Linked DNA regions of Homo sapiens: region 2 is linked to region 1. Evidence: chromatin loops called from intact Hi-C (ENCODE). Cell type or tissue: Calu3. All regions are shown on one strand. Links, peaks and the distances in the headings refer to the core of each region. The heading gives the core; the rest is flanking DNA. Region 1 has its middle 89 kb from the start of LINC02214. Region 2 overlaps SEMA6A-AS2 (SEMA6A antisense RNA 2).

What was found. Hi-C counts contacts between places; a loop is a spot of excess contacts. Peaks named below come from ENCODE experiments on the same cell type or tissue, not always from the same donor. Only the 100,000 strongest peaks of a DNase experiment are listed, where the experiment ranks them.
Region 2: it touches region 1 in a loop (4-fold over the local background); 1 of 110 quality-filtered maps calls a loop at or near these places.

Annotation. Positions count from the first base shown.
Region 1 is chr5:116,667,341-116,678,617 of GRCh38, reverse strand. No RefSeq gene overlaps it. Among named protein-coding and RNA genes, the nearest start is that of LINC02214, 89 kb to the left of the region's middle. In Calu3, for the core only: no CTCF peak of the experiment used is centred there; a DNase peak (open chromatin) is centred at 6,246.
Region 2 is chr5:116,608,855-116,620,131 of GRCh38, reverse strand. SEMA6A-AS2 (SEMA6A antisense RNA 2) reads right to left here. Exons shown (of 3, transcript NR_147170.1): 3 at 8,932-11,032. Among named protein-coding and RNA genes, the nearest start is that of SEMA6A, 40 kb to the right of the region's middle. In Calu3, for the core only: no CTCF peak of the experiment used is centred there; DNase peaks (open chromatin) are centred at 5,431 and 5,951.

The DNA.
Region 1 (11,277 bases), core at 4,050-8,049:
ACACAGGGAGGGAAACATCACACACCAGGGCCTGTTGTGGGGTGAAGGGCAAGGGGAAGGATAGCATTAGGAGAAATACCTAATGTAGATGACAGGCTGATGGGTGCAGCAAACCACCATGGCACACGTATACCTATGTAACAAACCTGCATATTCTGCGCATGTATCCCAGAACTTACAGTATAATAATAATAATTTAAAAATGGGGTATCCATCCCCTCAAGTATTTAAAAAAAAAAAAAAGAAAAAGAAATTCCATTACAGTAACAGTGTGGAGAAAAGATGAGAGCCAGTTTAGGGTGGAGGCAGGGGAACTTATTATGAGGCTAAAACAAAACCACAGATACAGCAGTGGGTGCAAAGATTGGTGAAGAGACTCAAAAAATACTAAGGAAGTAGAAACCTCAAATTTGGTGAACCTGAGTATGAACAGAAGGGAAAAAGGATAAATGCTGGATTTCTGGGTCTCTGTTTAGCTTTCACTTCATTTTGTCTTGTTTTGTCAAACTCCCCCCACAAAGAGGTAGCACTACTCTCAGCAAAGTCTCAGGTCCCTGATAATAGGCATAATTTCTCGATTAGCTATAGATCCTCCATGTTGCCTTCAGTTATAGTTTGTCCAAGTCGGGTCTTAGTAAGCATTTGCTAAATTTCATACAACTCCATGGTACTGCATCAGAAGCTGAATTTATGATCAGATAGGGCACTTATTTTTTTCAAAGAAATACTTCTGGGCTGGGCACGGTGGCTCATGCCTGTAATCCAAGCATTTTGGGAGGCCAAGGCAGGTGGGGGGGATGACCTGAGGTCATGAGTTCAAGACCAGCCTGGCCAACGTGAAATGAAAAAATTAGCATCACGGTGGGTGCCTGTAATCCCAGCTACTCAGGAGAATGAGACAGGAGAATTGTTTGAACCCAGGAGGCAGAGGTTGCAGTGAGCCGAGATAGCGCCATTGCACTGCAGCCTGGGTGACAGAGCAAGATTCTGTTTCAAAGAAAAAAATACTTCTGTAGGAAGACCACCTTGAGAAAGGTCTACAGTTGTGTCATTCCATGAGCACCTATGCATTTTTCATCCCACAACTATTTACTGAGTGTCTCCCACACACCAGGCATTGTTTTAGATGTTGAGGATACAGTTGTAAATAAGCTTCCTGCCTCACCAGAGCTTATTCTACTGGGAAGACAAACATAAATAAATGACTAAAATAACACATGAATTCACATAGGTGTAATTGCTAAGGAGCAAAAATGGAGTAAGAAGTGAAACAACCAAGGAGGTAATAATTAATCTAAAAACTGGGTGATAAGAAGAAGATGAAATACATGGGAAGAGTGTTCTAGGCAGAGGGAACAGTAAAGTGTGGATATTTGTATGTCTAGAACTTAAAGAGAAGGTAAAGAAAGTACCTGCAGATGAGCTCAGAAAGCTGGGCAGCTCATTCAGGGTCATGAAAACGAGTTTGGATGTTTAACAGGAGATTGACCTGATGTGACTGTGGAGATATTTTTTCCCCCTTAAAGGTTGTCACAAGCCTGTACCACATATTCTTGGAAAAACAAGAGTAGTTTTCCATAACTTTGCCTCTCCCAAGAATGTTTCCCAGGGAACCAGCTAAACCATGTTTGTGAGCTTCATTCAGTACAGTTTCGCCTGGGCTTTGCTCCAGCATCTTTAGCAATATTATTTATTATTGATCCAGGTACAGGATTGTTCAGTGCACTGAATCAACAGGAGAAGCTGAGCTGAACAATGAACAATGTTCCTATTGTGTGCCTGATATGTACGGATCCCTTACCCCTGTTACCTGCTCTCCTTGGAGCATGAGGACCAGAGACGTGGGCCAGGGCAGGACAGAAGCAACTAAGCCTTCTGTGACTGGAGTACTTTACGGAGAAAAAGAGAAGGAGGCTGGCACACTGGCAGTGCCAGATGGTGGCAAAAGTGCACAAGCAGGTGATGAGTCTGAGGTTGAAAGAATGGGGACATGAAGGCCAAGGAGAAAATTTGGCCTTGAGCCTGTTACAATGAGATAGGAGCTTACCATCAAAATCGCAGCTGTGGGACATTTATCTCTTCTGATTTACCAACAAGAAATCGAGGTAGGCCAGGCACAGTGGCTCACGCCTGTAATCCCAGCACTTTGGGAGGCCGAGGTGGGTGGATCACCTGAGGCTGGTAGTTCAAGACCAGCCTGACCAACATGGAGAAACCCCATCTCTACTAAAAATACAAAATTAGCCAGGCGAGGTGGTGCATGTCTGTAATCCCAGCTACTCAGGAGGCTGAGGCAGGAGAATTGCTTGAACCTAGGAGGTGGAAGTTGTAGTGAGCTGGGATTGCTCCATTTCACTCCAGCCTGGGCAACAAGAGCAAAACTCCATCTCAAAAAGAAAAAAAAAAAAAAAAAAAAAGAAATCAAGGTAATCACTTCCAAAGTGAAGAAAAAAATAAAATAAACAATGATTGAAGTTAGGCTATAAAATGAAAGTACAGTGAACCCCACTTTCCACCAGGTCTTCTCTACACATTGAGGAGCCAAGAGAACTTCTTAGGATAAGAAAAAGGGACTTAAAACTGGAACTTATATAAAGAAGAAAACTATCAGTGGCAAATGGGCCTCTGATTAGCAAGTTCTTTTTTATTTTCCCTTGTGAAAATGAACAAACGTGAGGGCCCATTATAGTGTTTCAGTCACTGCCATTCTCCCTCTGTCCTGATTCTCCACAAACACAAAAAAACACTCCTTATCCTTAGAAGAAGCATGTTTTCAATTATCTCTAGATTCAGAGATGATTGTTTTGTTTGTTTTTATAAATGTGGTTGAGGCCATACCATAAACTCGGGTCTTGGGCTCTTTTGCCCAGTCACTAGAATTTCATCAATGCCCTCATAGTCAAATGGCGCCCATGTGTTAGTGATCTCACAGATACACCATTGTAATGCTTCATTATCGTTTTCCTTGGAGCGGGGAGGCAGGAGGGGGATCTTTCATAGGTTCCAACATGTACAAAACACTGCTGTCAGAATTTTACCCACAGTAGTAGCCTGAGCATGTCATTCTAATCACAAGGGAACCATATTGGCTCCTTGTCAAACGCTGAATTGATTTTAAAATTGCTTTGATGACTTATATATTCAGCCCACAGTTTGGGGCCTCTGTTTATCTCTCCACATGAGCCTAGTCGCAGCTTGAAAGCATTTGAAACTTGTTCTATCGGCCATTTGAAAATATAGGTTTAAGTCACATGGAGCATGTGCTTTTGGTTGCTGTTGCAGAGTCTCACATTTGGAGTTCATTCCTGGCTGGCCTCCAAAGCACTGAATGAATAGATCTATTTAAGATGAAATTTCAGTTTTATCTTTACACAGAATGCTTTTGAATTAAACATATACATAAGTTGTGCATGATTTTATTTGGGGTTATATAGCACATAAGGGCTTGAAAGAAGAGAAGAGGAAAGGAAAACAAAAACATCATCCTGCCTACTGATTAAATTGGTCACATGTTACCTATTTTACCTTCCAAGTTCAGTCAGGTGTTTCAGGCAGCAGGCGGTCTGACTTTTGCCGAAATCTCTCACCAGGATAGATAAGAAAATCTTGCCAACATAGAGTGAAAATTCAAATTTGGACTAGAAAGACTAGATTTTTGTTCACCAAGGAATTGATTAATAAAAGGAAGGAGGAGGAGGAGACTGAAAAAAAAACCAGGCGGGAATCTGAACTGCAGATCTAAACGAATGGCTAAGCTTTCATGCTATGTGTTAGAGGATGAAATTAGTTAAAATTAGAAAAATGGAAAGTAAGACAGGAATGTGATAGCCTGAAAAACTAGATTTCTCACAGTTCTACTTGTCCTGTTGGGACTGGCTGATTCTTGCACAGTTTTTCCTAGGGTGAGTGCAACACAGAATTCCTTATGCTTATGGACGTGTTTGATGGATTAAACTAAAATCTAACCTTGGATACCCATTACATTGCAAGAAGCATGTTTAACACACGTGGACTTAGTAGAAAATGTTTATCATGGGAGGCAGAGATGAGTCAAGCCTGCTTTTTAAAATTCATAAGCTTAAAGCTTATATTACCCAAGATCTATAGAAAGCTAATGATTTCACTTTCTGCCCATGCGTAGTTCTTGTCTACATTGAGAAGAAGTCAGTTGTTTCAATTCTGCCTCCAGAGGAAAAACAAAAGTACTCTTAAGCATAACGACTTTTGTATTGCACCCACCCTGGGTAGAACTGTGCAAGAATTGGCCAGTAACAACAGGACAAGTAGAACTCTGAGGACTCTGATTTTCCAGGGTATCACTTTCCTGTCTTAGGTTCTATTTTCCTAATTTCAACTAATTATCATCCTCACTAATCTAACACATAGCATAGAAGATTAGCCATACATTTAGATCTGCAATTTAGCACTCCATGGGTGTACAATGACAATAAACAAGGCCTGAATTAGCATTCCTCACTGCCTTTCAAGGTTCACTGCCCATTGGGGAAGAGGCAGAAAGAAAGTGATATCATAGCCAACCCTGGCCATATTCTATCAATACCAAAATTTCATTTTCCAAAACACAGAACCTAAATGATGAATTTAACAAAGAAAAGTATACTGAATCCAGGTCAGCTGAGCAGGGATACAAAGACAGCTGAACTTTTCACAGCTCTAGGGTCACCGATTCTGGTCATAAGGGTTAACACTTAAGTTAAAGGCAAAATGTGATCAGCTTGTCTGGGCCAGTCAGCATGTCTCAGAATAGCGATTTTGAGTCCAAGGATCAGAAATGGATTTCCAGTAAAGCTAATGGCATTTAAATTTCATGGCTCTTCACTTTACACAGACCCTGAAAAGGGCCCTACCTATGTGTTCTTGTTGTCACGTTATTGTAAAACTTCTAAAAGCAAGATCTTTCTATTAGCATGGACAGAGACTATTGTCCCCTTTCACTCTGACTTGGCCTCCAACACACTTCCCCTCATGTTGGAAGGAGCCAGAGTGGCCATGTGCATTTTCAGTATCTGATAGGGGATGTTGAGTTGGGGATCCCCTGGCTGGGTTTGAGTGTGATATGTTTATGGGGTTTGCAGTGACTTCTGTGTGCAGTTATCACTAGTCATCCCCAATTAATAACTTCAGGAATAGTCCTAGCACCCACAGTGCCAATTCACCCAGTGTTGAGATGTGAAGATACAAGGCCTGAAGTCATGTTGTGATAGAAAGTTGTCCCACAGTGCCCAGTACCAAAAGTTTGTGGGTGGTAAAAGAGAAAAGCTTTCTTAAATGTGTGGAGGTAAAAGCTATCGTGACTTTTTTTCTGGATTCATGATGTGTGTGGTAATTAATAGATTTTAAATAAATTATTTGTTGCTTCTTTTCTCATTCGAAATAAATATTTATTTTCATACCTTATTTATATATGTAATTGTGTATTATTTTTCCTAAAGAGTTCCAAAAACCTGGAGTCATCCTTGCCAATGACTCCAAGGGCTGGACAGAGTACCTCCTTAAAGAAACTGTGATAATCTATCATACACACTTGGTTAAATTCATATTATCAGGCCACGCACAGTGGCTCATACCTGTAGTTCCAGCACTTTGGGAGGCCAAGCCTGGCAGACTGCTTGAGCTCAGGAGTTCAAGACCAGCTTGGGCAACATGGTGAAACCCTATGTCTACTAAAAAGTACAGAAAAAATTAGCTGGGCATAGTGGCATGTGCCTGTGGTCCCAGCTACTCAGGATGTTGAGGTGGGAGAATTGCCTGAGCCCAGAAGTCGAGGCTGCAGTGAGCTGAGATCACGCCACTACACTCCATTATATCACTGGGTGATATAGTGAGACCTTGTCTCAAAAAACAAACAAACAAACAAAAAAAAACCACTCATATTATCACTTCACCTTATATATGAGGTATCAAATCCAGAAGCCCCTCCCTGTCACCTGAAATCTCTATTTGTGTTCCTCCAAGATGCCAATCTCCTAGTACCTTGAAGGATAAAACAAGGAAACAAAAATCAAGCTCAACATGATTTATTTAATCACTGGAACACATTCCATCTTCTTCCCTTAAGGCATGGAGCATTCTTTTGCACAAAAACAAGGTTTTGCTTAGTGTCCAAGTTAGTTAAATATTATTTCTCAACCTCTCTGCTTCTTTCACAGCCCATCAATATACCATATGCCAAAGGATGTTAATTAATAAAAGAATAAGTAGCTAATGGAATGTGGTATGATGTCAGGACCTATTACCACACATACTTCCTTCTGCTGTACAAAGCACTATTGAACACTGGAGTCCCAAACAGTTAAAGTCCATCAAATGAGTTAAACTAAGGTACTTTCAGTATAGGTAGGCTGTTTGCATATTTATACTTGCATAAAATTACAGCCAACTGAAGACAATTCAAGAGAAAAAAAAATCTAACAACTTTGAAAGAGTAAAGACTAGGTAAGTCTAAATCTCATATACTAAAACTTACAGAAAGTATCTGGGTATACAAAGCATTTTTTTTGTTTGTTTGTTTGTTTGTTTGTTTTTTGAGACAGAGTCTCGCTGTTGTCCAGGCTGGAGGGCAGTGGCACGATCTTGGCTCACTATACAAAGTTATTTTTAAGTGTACATGCATTATATCCATACTTCACACCATTGATGTTATGTATGTGTCAGCAACCAGTTATAAACTCACATTCTCTGAGATGCTTTGTCAACTATTAGTTTCGTCAAATTTAATCCTGTATTCAAAACCATCAGACTGAAAGCTTAACAAGACTTTACCAACACAACGTAAACAGGAAAGCTTTCCCAGAAAGTTTCCCAAACCAACAAAAGCATTTTATGGTAGCCAGTCTTGATGGTTACCACTGATCCTTCCTGGCATCCACACCTCTGGATAGTATCCTCCCACATCACAGTAGGTTTGGTCTATGTGACAAAAGAATGTGGCAGAAGTGATATGTCACTTTTGAGATTAGGTTACAAAAGACTGCCACTGGCCTTTGCTCTCTCTTGCTTGCTTGCACAAACTATCTCTCTCTCTCTTTCCCCATCCCTCATTGCTCTCCCTGGGGGGAAGCCAGCCGCCATGTTGTGAGCTACCCTATGGAGAGGTCTATGTGGTAGGGAAACTGAAGCCTCCAGCCAACAGCCAGCAAGGAACTGAAACCAACATAGCAGACAAAGGAGGTTTGACTGGTACACCCCCACAGCACCAAGCCCCAACCTCAGTAACCTATCATGTAAAAGGCATATCTCTGTGACCTCACAGAGATGAGAAAAGCCTGTGTGTATGCTTGAAACTGAAAGAGTCACATGCTGAAGAAATAATCACCTCCCTTGTTCAACCAAAACACAAACAAGTGCACTTAGAGGCCATGAGAATGGGGTAGAGTGCAAACAGAACTATCAATGGTTTTTTTCTTTTTCAGTTTCAAGCTCATCATGTCTTCCTAATCCCAGAGAAAAGTCCAAGCTCAAGCCTCACATTTTAGGGGCATGTTTAAATCACATCGCACTAAATTTCTTGCAGTAGAATTCTTTGAATATGACTTTGCATTTGCTGTGCATTTAGAGTATTTCTGATAAGCTGATTCATGCGTTTTTCAGAAACTGTTAACTTATGCAATATATCAAGTAAGAAAAGCATTTTTTAACCTGCCAAGGGAATAGAATATGAAACATTCAATTCTGAAAGTTCCCAAGATGGAGGTCAATAGCTGCTAATTCACTGATATTTTGGGGTGCTGATTCTACAGACAAGAAGTCAATCTTTCAAACCCACAACTTTGGAGACAAGCAGAGTAGATTTCCAAGTGACTATGCATATTTTAGGGTGTTCTTTTTTCCCCCTTTATTTTTCCATGCAGGACACTCATTTGTAACTTTTCTACTACCATTTTTTGGAAGAGAAGGGACTATGTCTATTTCATTTCTGGATCCCCCTCACAGTGCTTATTAGAATGTAAGTGTATACCAGGCACACAAGATGGTTGAATTTTAAGCAATCCCTTTTTCCCAGACAAAAAAATCTAATGCAATTTTATAAAAGAGACCAATAGACAGTGAAATAAAATGTGCCTAATGTTTAAGAATGCAAGATAAGTAATACATACATAGGCACATTGTAATATGCTCCTGATGAAATATTGCTTGATTTAAAGATGAAGTATACTCAGTATGCTAAAGTAGAACAAGTGCTATCGTGTAGCCCAGCAACATTTAGATCCAAACAACATATAGATTCTTTCACTCTACGCACCTGTAGGAACAACATAGGGGTTTTTCTGATTCCATATAAATTACCAATCTTTGCACATTTTAAACAATTAAAACGAGAAAAGAACTGTACTTTTATATGTAATGATGGGCAATAGTGAGTATGAGTAATTCTTCCCATATTATGTTCCCACTGAAAACGTTCTTCCATGAAGAATTAATTCCTACCCAAGAATCCTGGAATTTGTCTCACAAAAATATACAGAATGTCACTCAGTCTTCCAGGAGCTAGTATTTGTCATAAATCTCTCATTCCAGGCAACCAGGAAATAGAATTTTATTTACAAAGTTAAAAAAGGAACTGCAAAAAATAGTTACTGCCAGAAATCTAAAAATAATTTTTACTCCTAATTACTATAAAAATAATACAGGGAAATGTTGGAGCTCTATTTTCTAGTACTTCCTGGCTATGCAAATGTCAAAGTATCACTTGGCAACAGTTGGACAAACAACAGAGTTTTGTGTCAAGCAAGACAAAGCAACTGGCAATCCCTGGGATGCCCTCAGCAGAGGGTGGGGGATTGGCAGCTCCTTTATGAACAAGATTATTATCTGTATCCTATCCCAGCCCTTTCATTTTTTTGCTTTCCCCAAAAGCCATTGGTTAATTTCCCATTAGACTGAATTGAGAGAAAACATTCTCAAGTATTGAATAAGCATCTGGCCATAATACAAAACTACTGTGTTGGTGAATCGGCACCTTTCTAAAATTGAGTTTGACCAATGAAGCAAGCGATCTGGAAGAACTTTTGTGATCAACAACATCTGTCACTAACTGAGATATTTCCAATTGCTCTGAAGTTCCTATCTGTTAAATAGTTCCCACATCACTAATAAGTTCAATCTGACTTTGTTAAAATAATACTCTTCTATGGGATCGGACACAAAGTACATATTGCCCAGCAGAACAAATGGCTTCTGTTTGAATCTCACTGCACTGTGTATATCCCTGGGCGAGTAACTTAATCTAATTTCAGCAATGGTATAAAGGAAATAACAATAGAACTTATAAGGTGGCTCCAAGAATTAAAAGAGGTAATGAGTATTTAACACACTTGGCACAGTACCCAGCATAAAGTGAGCGCTTAGTAAGTTTTAGTTCTCCTTAGTCTAGTCATTGTTTTTCAGTCTTATTTCTGTTGATAATATTATTTCTTTTGTAAAACGATGAGGTCTGATTTCCTAAAATGAACACCTAGTGGCACTGTCACATGAAAAAATCTATTGTCAGTGAATTAAAAGGCAACATTATTAAAAAGCACATTTATCAAACCAATACACATGTACAGTATGTACATTTGGGTATGATGTATACAGAAGAGAGAGGGTTATGAGCTTTAGACTTGAAGAATCAGTCATGTGGACTCCCTTGTCCCATTGAGTCACCAAGTTTCTCCCTGTATATTCTACATACTGATTATTTTGCATCAGCTCTTAAAACATATTCCAATCTCTTCTTAAATTCATACTCTTACACTCTGCATAGTAATTCTCAACTTCTTCAGTGATATAATTCACAGCATAAGTGATGAGAAGAACTTTGAGAAATTCATCTCCACTCCAAAGAACAAAACATAGTCAACTGGGATTCTATAATTTACTCATGTCCTTATTAAAATTAAAATATGAAGACACCAATAAGTGTGACCCAGGAAAGCTGTAGGCTATGTAACTCTTTCAAAAAAAAAAGAAAAAAAAGTGGGCTCTGAAATGAAGTCTTGCTCATAAAAGCAAAATTCCTGCAGGGAGAGTCAGCTGATTTGTTTACAATGGAGTTCAAAGTTTAATCCACTGACAAACTAAATCACACCTAAATCGCATCAGGATCCCTCTAGCTGACTATAAAGAGAATCTAAGAGGATGCCATCACTGCTGCTTTCCTGAAGATCTTAGTTCTACATGCTAGAGTTATCATTCAATAAAATAAATAAATTATACTGGTAACTCTTTGAATTCGGATTTGCATTTAGTCAATAGCCTTAAACAAAACAAAACAAAACAAAAAAAACCCTCTCTTCTTTTCCCAAGATCAGGAAATAATCCAGGGGTTTGGTGAAATAATAGGAGACAACATAGTTTGAAAGAGGCTTGTCAGTAATGCAAAAGTCAACTTTCATCTGCTTCCAGCTTAGCAAAAATAAACCAAATAATTAGTGTGTTTGAGGGACTATATCAGTGGATAGGACTCATCTGACCATGGTGAAAAAAAAAAAAGAAGACAAAAAAGAAAAAGGAAAGAATTACCATCTATGGAAGGCCTGCTATGTGTCAAACACCAGCAATTAATGGGAACTAAGTCAATTAATCATCAAAACAATCCAAAGGTGAGAGTATTATGGCCCCCAACCCATTTTAGGAATAATGAAACAAACTGATGTTCAAAAAATTGAATTGACTTGTCCAGAGTCCTACAGTCACTAGTGATTCAGCCAACAGAGTCCAAAATCCATTTTGTTTTTTGCACTGTAACATTAATCTATAAATGGACAAAGTTACTTCAAACACACACACACACACATGCATGCATGCGTGCGCAGAAATTAACCTTTAAGCTAGTTTTTAAAATTACTAACTTGGATGTTGGGAGCTCAAAATGCATTTTGATGTAGAAATAATATTGCAAATGGTGATTAGACTCACAGACTAGTTTACAAATGAGTAACAAAACTAGGATTGCATGAAAGTGTTTAATTACTATTGCATAATTGTTGGCTATTCTGTTTGTCTTTATTTTCTTGGATTAGGTGTTCAAGTTGGTAGGAGACAGAAGGTGAAGAATTGCAATTTATGACTCCAGATATTAGTCAGGAACTATTTGATTGCAAGGAACAAAAACTCATTTAAATTTGTTTAAATAAAAAAAGGAGGAACACGGGGACTGAGGCCTGGGACAGAAAAGCTGTCAGGAGCTAATATTTTATGCCCCGGCTCAGATGATTCATTTCTCACCTTTACTCTGCTCTGTGAGGTTGCTTCTTTCTTCTTTCTCTGAGGATA
Region 2 (11,277 bases), core at 4,319-8,318, 59 kb after region 1:
CACTGAGCACAAAGTAAGTAAATGGTGTGAATCTAATACTTCCTTTTAAAATTATTGATCGATGGAATGCCTCCCTGCCTGACCAGAAGATTATGTGGTAATTTCAGCCACCTCTATCATGTATGACCTCAGTCAATGGCAACAGTTGAAAGTCAGTGTCTTTCAGAAGACACTGAAAATTGGCACAAAAAATGTGCACAGAGGACAGCACTCCACTGGTCATTATTTATTAAGCTTCAACTGTATGCCAGGCACTTGGTTAGATGTCGAGAATAGAGTGGTAAGTAAAACACCCTCGCAGCTCTCATGGGATTCCTGCCCTCCTGGTAGAGATAGAGCGTATTCAGGTGATCATAAAAGTTAATATAAGTTTGCAACATGATACACATTAGAAAAAAAGGATATCAGGCCAGGCGTGGTGGCTCACACCTGTAATCCCAGCACTTTGGGAGGCTGAGGTGGGCAAATCATAAGGTCAGGAGTTCGAGACCAGCCTGGCCAACATGGTGAAATGCCATCTCTACTTAAAATACAAAAAATTAGCTGGGCATGGTGGTGGGCGCCTGTAATCCCAGCTACTCGGGAGGCTGAGGCAGGAGAATCGCTTGAACATGGGAGGCAGAGGTTGCAGTGAGACGAGATCGCGCCACTGCACTCCAGCCTGAGTAATAGTGCAATGAGACTCCATTTCAAAAAAAAAAAAGAAAAAGAAAAAAAGGATATTGTCAGGCCTCTGAGCCCAAGCTAAGCCATCATATCCCCTGTGACCTGTACGTACACATCCAGATGGCCGGTTCCCACCTTAACTGATGACATTGCACCACAAAAGACATGAAAATAGCCTGTTCCTGCCTTAACTGATGACATTATCTTGTCTAATTCCTTCTCCTGGCTCATCCTGGCTCAAAAGCTCCCCTACTGAGCACCTTGTGACCCCCACACCTGCCCGCCAGAGAACAACCCCCCTTTGACTGTAATTTTCCTTTACCTACCCAAATCTTATAAAACGGTCCCACCCCTATCTCCCTTTTCAGACTCAGCCAGCCTGCACCCAGGTGAAATAAACAGCCTTGTTGCTCACACAAAGCCTGTTTGGTGGTCTCTTCACACGGATGTGCGTGAAAGATATCATGTGGGCTCTGAAAGCAAGAAACAGGAGGACCTGTTTCCCTGGGGTTTGAAGGAAGAGAATTGCGCTGGAAACAGAACTTGGAGCCTCCAGGTTAAGACTGCAAACCTCCTTCCCTCTGGCTACTCCCATCTCCCATTCTCTAAAATTAGAGTTGCATGACCTTTCCTTTAGGGGTCCCCAAACTATTAAAGAGCTGCTTAAATCCATGTGGCTGAATTGTGACTGCCAGGTGATCAATCTAATTTATACCAAAATTGGCCAAATCCCTTGGACTTTCTGGCAATAAAATGGATATGATAATAGAGCCTTGCTAAATCCACACTGTGAAGACGAAGTGGCCCCCAATCAGTAGAGATTTAGCTCCAAATTATTTCTTTTTTTTTTTTTTTTTTTTTTTTTTGAGAAGGAGTCTCGCTCTGTCGCCCAGGCCGGACTGCGGACTGCAGTGGCGCAATCTCGGCTCACTGCAAGCTCCGCTTCCCGGGTTCACGCCATTCTCCTGCCTCAGCCTCCCGAGTAGCTGAGACTACAGGCGCCCGCCACCGCGCCCGGCTAATTTTTTGTATTTTTAGTAGAGACGGGGTTTCACCTTGTTAGCCAGGATGGTCTCGATCTCCTGACCTCACGATCCACCCGCCTCGGCCTCCCAAAGTGCTGGGATTACAGGCGTGAGCCACCGCGCCCGGCCCAAATTATTTCTTTGTTAAGAAAGCCCCGCCACCCCCCAAAAAAATAAAGGAATGAAGGGAAAGGAGTGTGTGTGTGTAAGCAAGAAAGCAGTTATCCCTGTTCCAGTGGGTTCTTAATAAAACTCAATTACACATTTCAATTGCTCTCTTGTGACTTTCTGTGGGTTACAAGAAAAGAATATATATATATATATATTGAGATGGAGTCTCGCTCTGTGGCCCAGGCTGGAGTGCAGTGGCGCGATCTCGGCTCTCTGCAAGCTCCGCCTCCTGGGTTCACGCCATTCTCCTGCCTCAGCCACCCCAGTAGCTGGGACTACAGGCGCCCGCCACCACGCCCGGCTAATTTTTTTTTTTTTGTATTTTTAGTAGAGACGAGGTTTCACCGTGTTAGCCAGGATGGTCTCGATCTCCTGATCTCGTGATCCGTCCACCTCGGCCTCCCAAAGTACTGGGATTACAGGCGTGAGCCACCGCGCCCGGGCAACAAAGGAATACTTTAAGGGGTTCCAAAAGAATCCTCTTTGGAAAATTGGCCACCTATCAACTGACAGAGGGTATTGTTTATTCCTGAATAGCTTTGTCAGCTACAAGCAAATTTAACAACAAGATAGTTACTCTGAAAACGCAGTGTGTAGAAAATGCAATAACATATGGAGACAGAGATGTGTTTTTATTACTTTTCTTTTCTGTCGCTTACAGTAAGTGTGCCACATGTGTCTGTTGAGAGTGTGTGGGAAGGTATGGAAGAGTGGTGAGGAGATTCCAGAGACGCTGGCCACTTAATATAGCCCTATTCAGTCAGATAGCTTCTATTATGCAAACTCACACATTGAAGACATTTTCTGTCAACCTTTAAAACATGGGATTCAAAACAGCATTGTCACAAGACCCAGAAGATTTAAATAGATAATGCACCTGATTGTATTTAACAAAAAACAAAACACCTTCAGTGGGTAAAACTATGAATGCCTTTGCATTAAATCTGATCTGCTTTGAATAGCCATTTAATTATTAATCAAACCATAAAAGCAAAAGATACCTGTTTTTACAAATAAATACTTTCTGTATGTCTCTCATCTCCATGTATTTACATATTCTGAACACATTTAGAAGACAGTTTGATAATAAAATGTACTTACATTTTGCTTCTATGTTGCAGGCAGCCTTCTAATGTCTTTGTACATCTGTGACTCATTTTCTACTTGCAACAACCCTAGGAGGAAGGCAGAAGCTTTACTTCCATTCACAGTTGAGGAAACTGAAGCCCAGAGAGGTTAAGTAACTTGCCCAAGGTCACAGAAATGATCACAGGGAAAGACATGATTTGAATCCAGGCTTATGCAAGTGCGTGAAGCCTCTTGACTTCTCTTCCATATTCCCTCTCTAAGACTTATGAAGAGGGATGGCTGGTAGTAATTGTAATTGACTTTGAGTAGGTCAAAAAATACATAATGTTTCCCTAGGCTTTCCATGGGCTAATTTTTAAAACTGTTGTTTAGCTAGATAGTTAATGATGCAATAGTCCAAGTTAACTTACAGCAAACTAAATGTCATAAATAAATCACAGACCACTAATTTGTACAACCTAAGCCAGAATTTGCAATGAAAGCAAGAGGGAGAAAATGTTTGAGAAAACCATCTTCAGACGAAAAAGCAATAAGTTAAAATTAACTCCCTGAGGTAAAGACTCTACTCTTTGCAATTTACCCAAGTGCTTGTAGGTGACTTACAATTCCCAGCCTTCGCTCAGATCTGAGTTTAAAAGTGCTTCTTTTAGCAGCTCTTGCAGGATAAATTATGACTTCAAAGCAGAAATGTCTCCATTCACAAAATGGGTCGCTGACAAGAGCTCTAGGGTGCAAAGAAACTATAACGAGCAAGGAAATATGGCAACAAGAAAAATGAATTTGTACCCTCGGTTCTGCCTCCTCTTACCTGTTTCACAATGTGTTATAGCGAGCCTCATTCTGCCTCTCATCACAGTGGGAGGAGTATGAGAAGGGGAGCTACTCAGTTAAACTGGATGGGCCCGGGCTTCAGAGAATTACACTGGAAATGGCAGAGGAACCTTCAGCTTCTTCTGAAGGCCTGCCAGCTTTTGCAGTGAGAGCTGCCATGCTGAGGCCCTGTCATGGCAGTTGACCAAGACTTGAAGTCCTTGCTCGGGGCTGGAAGTCTGGGCCCAGGACGACATGGAAATGCCCTAACATGGCTTCCTGTGAACTCCCCCTGAAACAGGAGATTCCAGGGCAGCTGGGAATCCATGGAGGCCTGTGTCAGGCCTCTGAGCCCAAGCTAAGCCATCATATCCCCTGTGACCTCCGGATGGCCTGACATAACTGAAGAATCACGAAAGAAGTGATATTTAAGTGGCCTGTTCCTGCCTTAACTGATGACATGCCGCCACAGAAGAAGTGAAAATGGCCGGTCCTTGCCTTAACTGATGACATTACCTTGTGAAATTCCTTCTCCTGGCTCATCCTGGCTCAAAAAGCTCCCCCACTGAGCACCTTGTGACCGCCCCCCCGCCACCCCACTGCTGCCCGCCAGAGAACACCCCCGTTTGACTGTAATTTTCCTTTACCTACTCAAATCTTATAAAACAGCCTCACCTCTATCTCCCTTCGCTGACTCTCTTTTCGGACTCAGCCCGCCTGCACCCAGGTGAAATAAACAGCCTTGTTGTTCACACAAAGCTTGTTTGGTGGTCTCTTCACACAGACGCACGTGAAAGCCTGCAGCTACTTTTTGCTGTCTGAGTTGTCCATCTCCACCTCCACGTGGGGTTTTTGTCTACAAAGCCAGCGTTGACACTTTCAAATTGCACATACGGAAGTGACTTTAGAAATGCCAGTGTTTCAGTCTAAGGATGAAGGAAGACACTGTTTCATGCCGCAGGGAAGCCATCTGCGTGCTTGGAGGCAGGAGCCTGGGGCATATGGGGATACAGGTGATGGAGCAGAGCACCAGCAGCATGAAGCACCCAAGAGGGCAATATTCGCGTGTGAAGGGAGTGGGCCTATATCACAAGGTACATGGAGATGGCAGGAAGGCACAACCTACCCCCAAGCAGGTGGTGAGGGAACCTGGGAGCCACAGCCAACCAGGAAGGATTAGGTGATGCCATTGCTCCACAGGCTTAGCTCTGCTCTCCTCAACTCAGCAGGAGTCCTTTGCCAGTAAACCATGGAGTTGGTGGAAGGACCCGTGCTGCGGTGGCTCTCTGGGCTTTGCCTCAGTGCCCAGCCTGGCACTGAAGCTCTCTTTGAGGACCTGAATACACCTAGGACTCAGACCTCTTGGCTGAGGCCCTGATGTCTTATCTGGACATCCTCCCAGGAGCCTAAACTCTTTCTCCTACCATTATTCCCAAGAAAGAAAACTTGTATATGGTGGCGGGGATAGAGAGGGAAGGATGTTGGGTGCCAGAGCTCTGTTTCTTGACTTCTTGATTCAGAGAAAATCTGCGAATGTTCCCAAGAAATTATGTCCCACCTGTTGGTGCTACTGATAAAATGAATAATTAACTCCAGACCAGGCTTTATGCCAAATGCTTTAGCTAATCCTCACATCCTGCCTGTGAGGGAGGTAATTTTTGTAGACGAGGAAATGAGGTCCAAAGTAGTCACGACTTACCCAAGGGCCTACAATGGGAAGAGGGGAAGAGCCAACAATCAAAGCTTGACAGTTTGCTCGCATGTTGTATATTGTATTTCTTTTTCTTTTTTCTTTTTTTGAGACTGAGTCTCCCTCTGTTGCCCAGGCTGGAGTGCAATGGCACAAACCTAGGCTCACTGCAACCTCTGCCTCCCAGGTTCAAGCAATTCTCCTGCCTCAGCCTCCCAAGTAGCTGGGATTACAGGCATGCTCCACCACGCCCGGCTAATTTTTCTATTTTTAGTAGAGACAGGGTTGCGCCATGTTGCCAGGCTGATCTTGAACTCCTGACCTCAGGTGATCTGCCTGCCTCGGCCTCCCAAAGTGCTGGGATTACAGGGGTGAGCCACCGCGCCTGGCCGTATATTGTATTTCTTCCAAGACTTGCTGAGTATTTTCTGCACACCTTGCAGAGCTTCCTCCTGCTTCTCTTCAGCAGAGGTCCAGCCTTGAGGAAGGTGTCACTGGGCGAGGTGGTGAAAGAATGTGATCTGATTCATGAGTTAGTACTACACAGCAGCTGGTGTGATGGGAAAACCCCCTCTCTTATAAAAGGAAGCAAAGAATTTCTCACCCGTAGTTAAAATTTCTCTTCCCACCACCCCACCTCCCTCTACTTTTGTGGTAAAATAGAGAACGGAACAAAGTCAGCACTCCAACTCTTCCTGCTATCTTGATTCAGCCAGGAAAGCATAGTAAACAGACCCAGACCTCCCAGGAACAGAGTATTGACGAGAAGAGTGGACAGAGTTAGCTGGGAACCCAGTGGGAAAAAGATTTGGATGCATCAAGAGAAATTAAAAATCAAAACAAAAGTGAGTTCTTTTGTTGTTGCTAATAGAAACAGTATCAAGATACAGATGGAAGACACCATATGGGAAAAAAATAAATAAGAAAAGCAAAGAAAGAGGGAAAATTTTAGCAACTACATCTCTTTCTCTAGTGAAATGACAACCCACTGGGTATCAGGAGAGCTGAGGGGCTGGCCTCTGCTGTGCTTCTAACAGGCTATGTGACACTGGCCAAGACACTGCCCATTTCTGGCCCTCAGTTCCAGGTTTTGTTCTGGCCACAATCAAAAGAAACCCATTCAACCAATTAATCAACCCAGTGGCACTCGCCTATTGTAAATTGTTCCTACACCTTTATGCCCATAATATACACAAAAGAAAAAGGGTAGGAAGAAAACTGTAATACCAACTCACCCGATTTCTTATGAGAAGATTGTTTCATTTCAATATCTTTATGAAATACTTTAAAAGCCATATTTATATATTCACACACACATACATACACACACATATACACATACAAATGCTTTCTCTGTAGGTTTTTAAAAATTTTGTTTGGACTGATGTTCAAAACACAATAGAGTAGGTGGATATACTATGAAATTCACATGCACTGTTTCAGTTTTGCCATCATTAAACTGTCATCAGGCAGGATACAAACAGAGCTGACCAAGCATGTGGGCTTGTAGAAAATAATGCATATTTCACTTCCAGGAGGAGCTCAAGTCGTTTCCTGCAGATGAAACAATAACTTGAGGACTTTTCTTACCCTTTTTCCTCTTTCTGGAAGTTAGTAAATAACATAAGCCCAGTCATAAAATCTGAGATTATGTTTTCAGAATACTTTCTCTCTTAGCTAATGAGACTATCGCCTACATTTTAAAATGTTAAATACACTCAGTGTAAAGGAGACAAACGTAATTGTGTCATCTCGTACCAAAATTTGTCTTCTATAGTTACAGGGAATGGTGAAAGTTCTCTGAACATTCTGTTGTAAATTTTTGATAGAAGTAGAAAACTTAAACATGGTAGCTACGTGTGGAGGAAAGAGCCGGAGAGATTGTGTCCACACTTTCCACCCTCATCTATAGGATGTTAAGTGGAGAAACACGAAGAGTCTCTTGTAACCTTTGCAATGACATGCTCTTTATCTAATGCACTCAGTTACTTAACTAGTCTGCCAATATAAATCTTTAAGAAAACTGTGTGTAAAGTCAGCAGGGGGTCCACGTCCTGATGTTATGTTTTTTCCTACTGCTGAATAAATGATTTCCTCCTCCACCACCACACTCATACGTGTGTCCTCATTAGTATGTATGAACTGAGTGGAATAAGCATTGGGAGATTTACAGTGTACTGCATTCAACTTAATTAATAAGAAAGGGAGCCCATTTCTAGGGGAGGGAGTCAATGTTCACAGGTTCCTACATTCTGCTGTTTAATTAACAAGCCCGTCATACAGAAAAGACTTTAACAGTGCCCTCCTCATTTTCTCTACCTGTCACAACTATTAACTAAACCTTTCAGTGACCTTCAGATGTTAAGGTGCCCTGATCTTTAGCTAGCACCTCCAATGTAATTATGACCTTAATGTTCTTACCCAACACTCAAGTCGGTCATTCAATGAATATCAAAAGAGGGTCAACCATTGGCCCGGCAGTATGGTAGATGCAGAGGACACAAAAGTGAACTAGGTACAACCTGATTTTCAAGTAAATTTCAGTTAAGTAGAGGAGACAGGATATTTTAAAAAGTCAAGAAATAGGGAGATTTCTGAAGTAGGGGGCTGTATGCGCACATTTCTAAGACAGCCTCAAGAGATGGCAATGGGAGAGTGGGGCATAGAAGGAAGGCAGTCAGAGAAGGTGTCACAGGGAGCTGGTATCTGCACAACGACTTAAAGGACAAGTGCCCACCTCCCTACAAGACTGAGGCAGGTTCATCAGTGGGTACCCAGCACCCAGCGCAGAGCAAGTGCTCAATGCAATTTCCTGAATTGAGTTTGCCAAGCATGGAAGGGTGTGACAGCATTTCGGGGGGTGGGGTGGGTGCAGTACACGGGCAAGGGCCAAATGGTCTTAGTGTGTTCTGAGAATCACAAGTAATTTGTTATAATGGAGAATATGGTTTGAGCGAGGAAGTGATGGATGAGGGGGCTGGCAAGGGATTATAAAAAACTAAGCTGATAAAATTGGGTAAAATAAATGGCCATCTTCCAAGAATTTTTACTTAACAAAAACCTAGAAGCATAGCAGTGCTCATGTTAACTTCACACAAAAACAAGCATAATATGAGAAGTGCCTGGATAATCATCTGGTATTGTTCCTTGACTTGTTTGCATAGAAAAAAAAAAATAACAGAGCCAGGTGTCTCAACAATAAAGTATATTTCTTTCAGTTTGGAATGGCGAAAAAGCTCTGGAGATAAATAGTGGTGCTGGTTGCACAACAATGCCAGTGTACTTAATGTCACTGAATTGTACACTTAAAATGATTAAAATAGCAAAGTGTATGTTATGTGTATTTTACTATAATAAAGAAAAGTATTTCTTGAGTGCCTATCATGCTCAAGACACATAGACTTACCTAAGAGAATGTTCGTAATGATTGATGTCAAGCTCACTGGCTTTAGTTCGTTATTTTTTATTGGGATGTAAGTACAGGCACACAGGTCATTAAGTATACATCTCGATGAATTTTAATATCTGCACCAATCACTACCTGGATCAAGATGTAGAACATTTCCAGCAGGCTCCCGCCTGCCCCTTCCCAATAACAAACTTCCCACAAAGGTAACTGCAATTTTGATTTCCATTTGAAAAAAAATTTTTTTTAAATATGTGTTTATCCTCACTTTTTCTTGACTTTATGCAGAACAATCTTCTGACAGTTGTTGACATTGCTGTGTATTTTGTTTTGTTTTGTTTTGTTTTTACTGTGTAACAAACTGGCCACAAACTTAGTGACTTAACACAACACAAATTCATTATCTATTGATCCTGTCGGGTTAGCAGTCCAGGCATGGGTTAGCTGGGGTCTCTGCTCAAGACTTTGCCAGGCTAAAATCAAGTAGCAGGTTAGGGCTGCTAGCTCACCTGAGAGGAAGAGCCCTCTTCCAAGCTCGCCAGTTGTTGGTAGAATTCATTTCCTTGCAGCTATATTCCTGAGGTTCCAGTTTTCTTGCTGGCTGTCAGTCAGGCCTCCCAGATGCCACCTTCTCATGCTGAACCATGGTCCCCTCCTCTACCAACTGGGCAGCTTACTTCCTCACGGTCAGTAGAGGATGGCCTCTGCTGCTGCTTGTCTCTGTATTAGCTCAGGCCCACCCAAGGCAATATCTCTTTTGATTAACTCAAACTCAACTTATTTTGGACCTGAATTACATCCACAAAATCCCTTTTGTCATATAACATAACATAGTGACAGGAGCAATATCCCACGGTATTCACAGTGCCGCCCACACTCAATAGGAGAGGATTATACAAGGTGTGTTCCTTATATACAAGGTACACTGTGGGGAGGAATCTTGGGATCTTGGGGCTATCTCAGAATCCTGCCTATCACAGTTGCTTTCAGTTATTTCACCTGACCACAAATGCAATGAGATAATAATTTTATTATTTAGGACATTCATCATTGAAAATTTAGAAAATGCGGATAAAAGAAAAGTAAAATAAAAATTAATATACTATTTACTATTATAACCAGATATAATTAGCATTTTAATGAATTTACTTCCAGGTTTTTCCTAAGCATTATAAATATACATATGTAGGTATTTCTAGAAAGAAGACGATGCTATACAGACTAATATTAGGTAACCATTTAAGTGGAATTTTCAGTCTGGTTATTCATTGTGTTATGGGAGAACTATTTTTATCTTTTGGTTTTGAACCTATTATAGAGTGGCCCTGTGCTTATCTATACAATATGCTACAATATATAGGTATATATGTACAATGTTAAATTTTGCTAAACTAGAATTTAACAATATGTAAACATCAGCAAAATATCCAAAAAGCCCCCTTTCCGTGTAGTAAACATGGAGAATATATGGTCCAGGAAGAACCTCCTCAGCTTAAGAGATGGCACAACTAAGCTTTTATTGGCTAGCAGGAGGTGCAATTAACAAGTAGAACAGTGATGTATATCCTAACTCATTGTTACTAATGATTTTTCTCTTTTTAAATCTGTAGTGGTAATTAGAACACTCACAAATACTCCATTTTTCCTTCTCAAAGCATATGTTAAGATTGCTTTTCCTTGTCCCCACATGGCATGGCCTATGTGACTTATCTTGGTCATGAAATGAGAACAAAAATGATATGTCATTCCAGGGCAAAAACATAAAGAATGAGTTTGTGATTGGTGATGTCACCTTCGCTCAGCTCTGTGACCCTGTGAGCTGCTTTGAGATGGTGTTTCCGCCAGCTGGGTGCCTGGGTGGTCTTGATTAGCAGAGCATCCCCTCCGCTATAAGTTCACATTGAGTGAAAAACAAAATGTTGCTGTGGCAAGCCCCGAAGAGTTGTTTCTTGTTGCAGCATAACTAGCCAAACCTATCTAATGCAAAAACTAAAGTTTGAAAACAACCTTTCTCTTTTTATAAATTAGAGCTGATTCAAATTCATACCTATAAAAAAATTTGTCTCTTATTTACTTACATTTGAATGGAAGGGAATGGGTAAAGAAAACATGAACGTCCTGAGAATGCATGCAGGGGCCTTGTCCTCAGGGTGAACATCTTCCTTCATGTGAGACCTGGTGGGAACAGATCGACAACAGCAGAACAGCAGATTATCATACTGGGGCTGGTAGGCCAGAGGCCGAAGCACCTGTTCACCTTGACATATACTATTCACTGCTAGTTCATCAAATTAGCTAGAAACTAAAATTGAATGTATCTAAACATATGTTCAAGCTGTTCAAATCTAATTCCACTAAAATCCACTTTTAAAAGCAGGGCACCATATAGAATTACTTTTAAAATATATGAATAGGCCTTT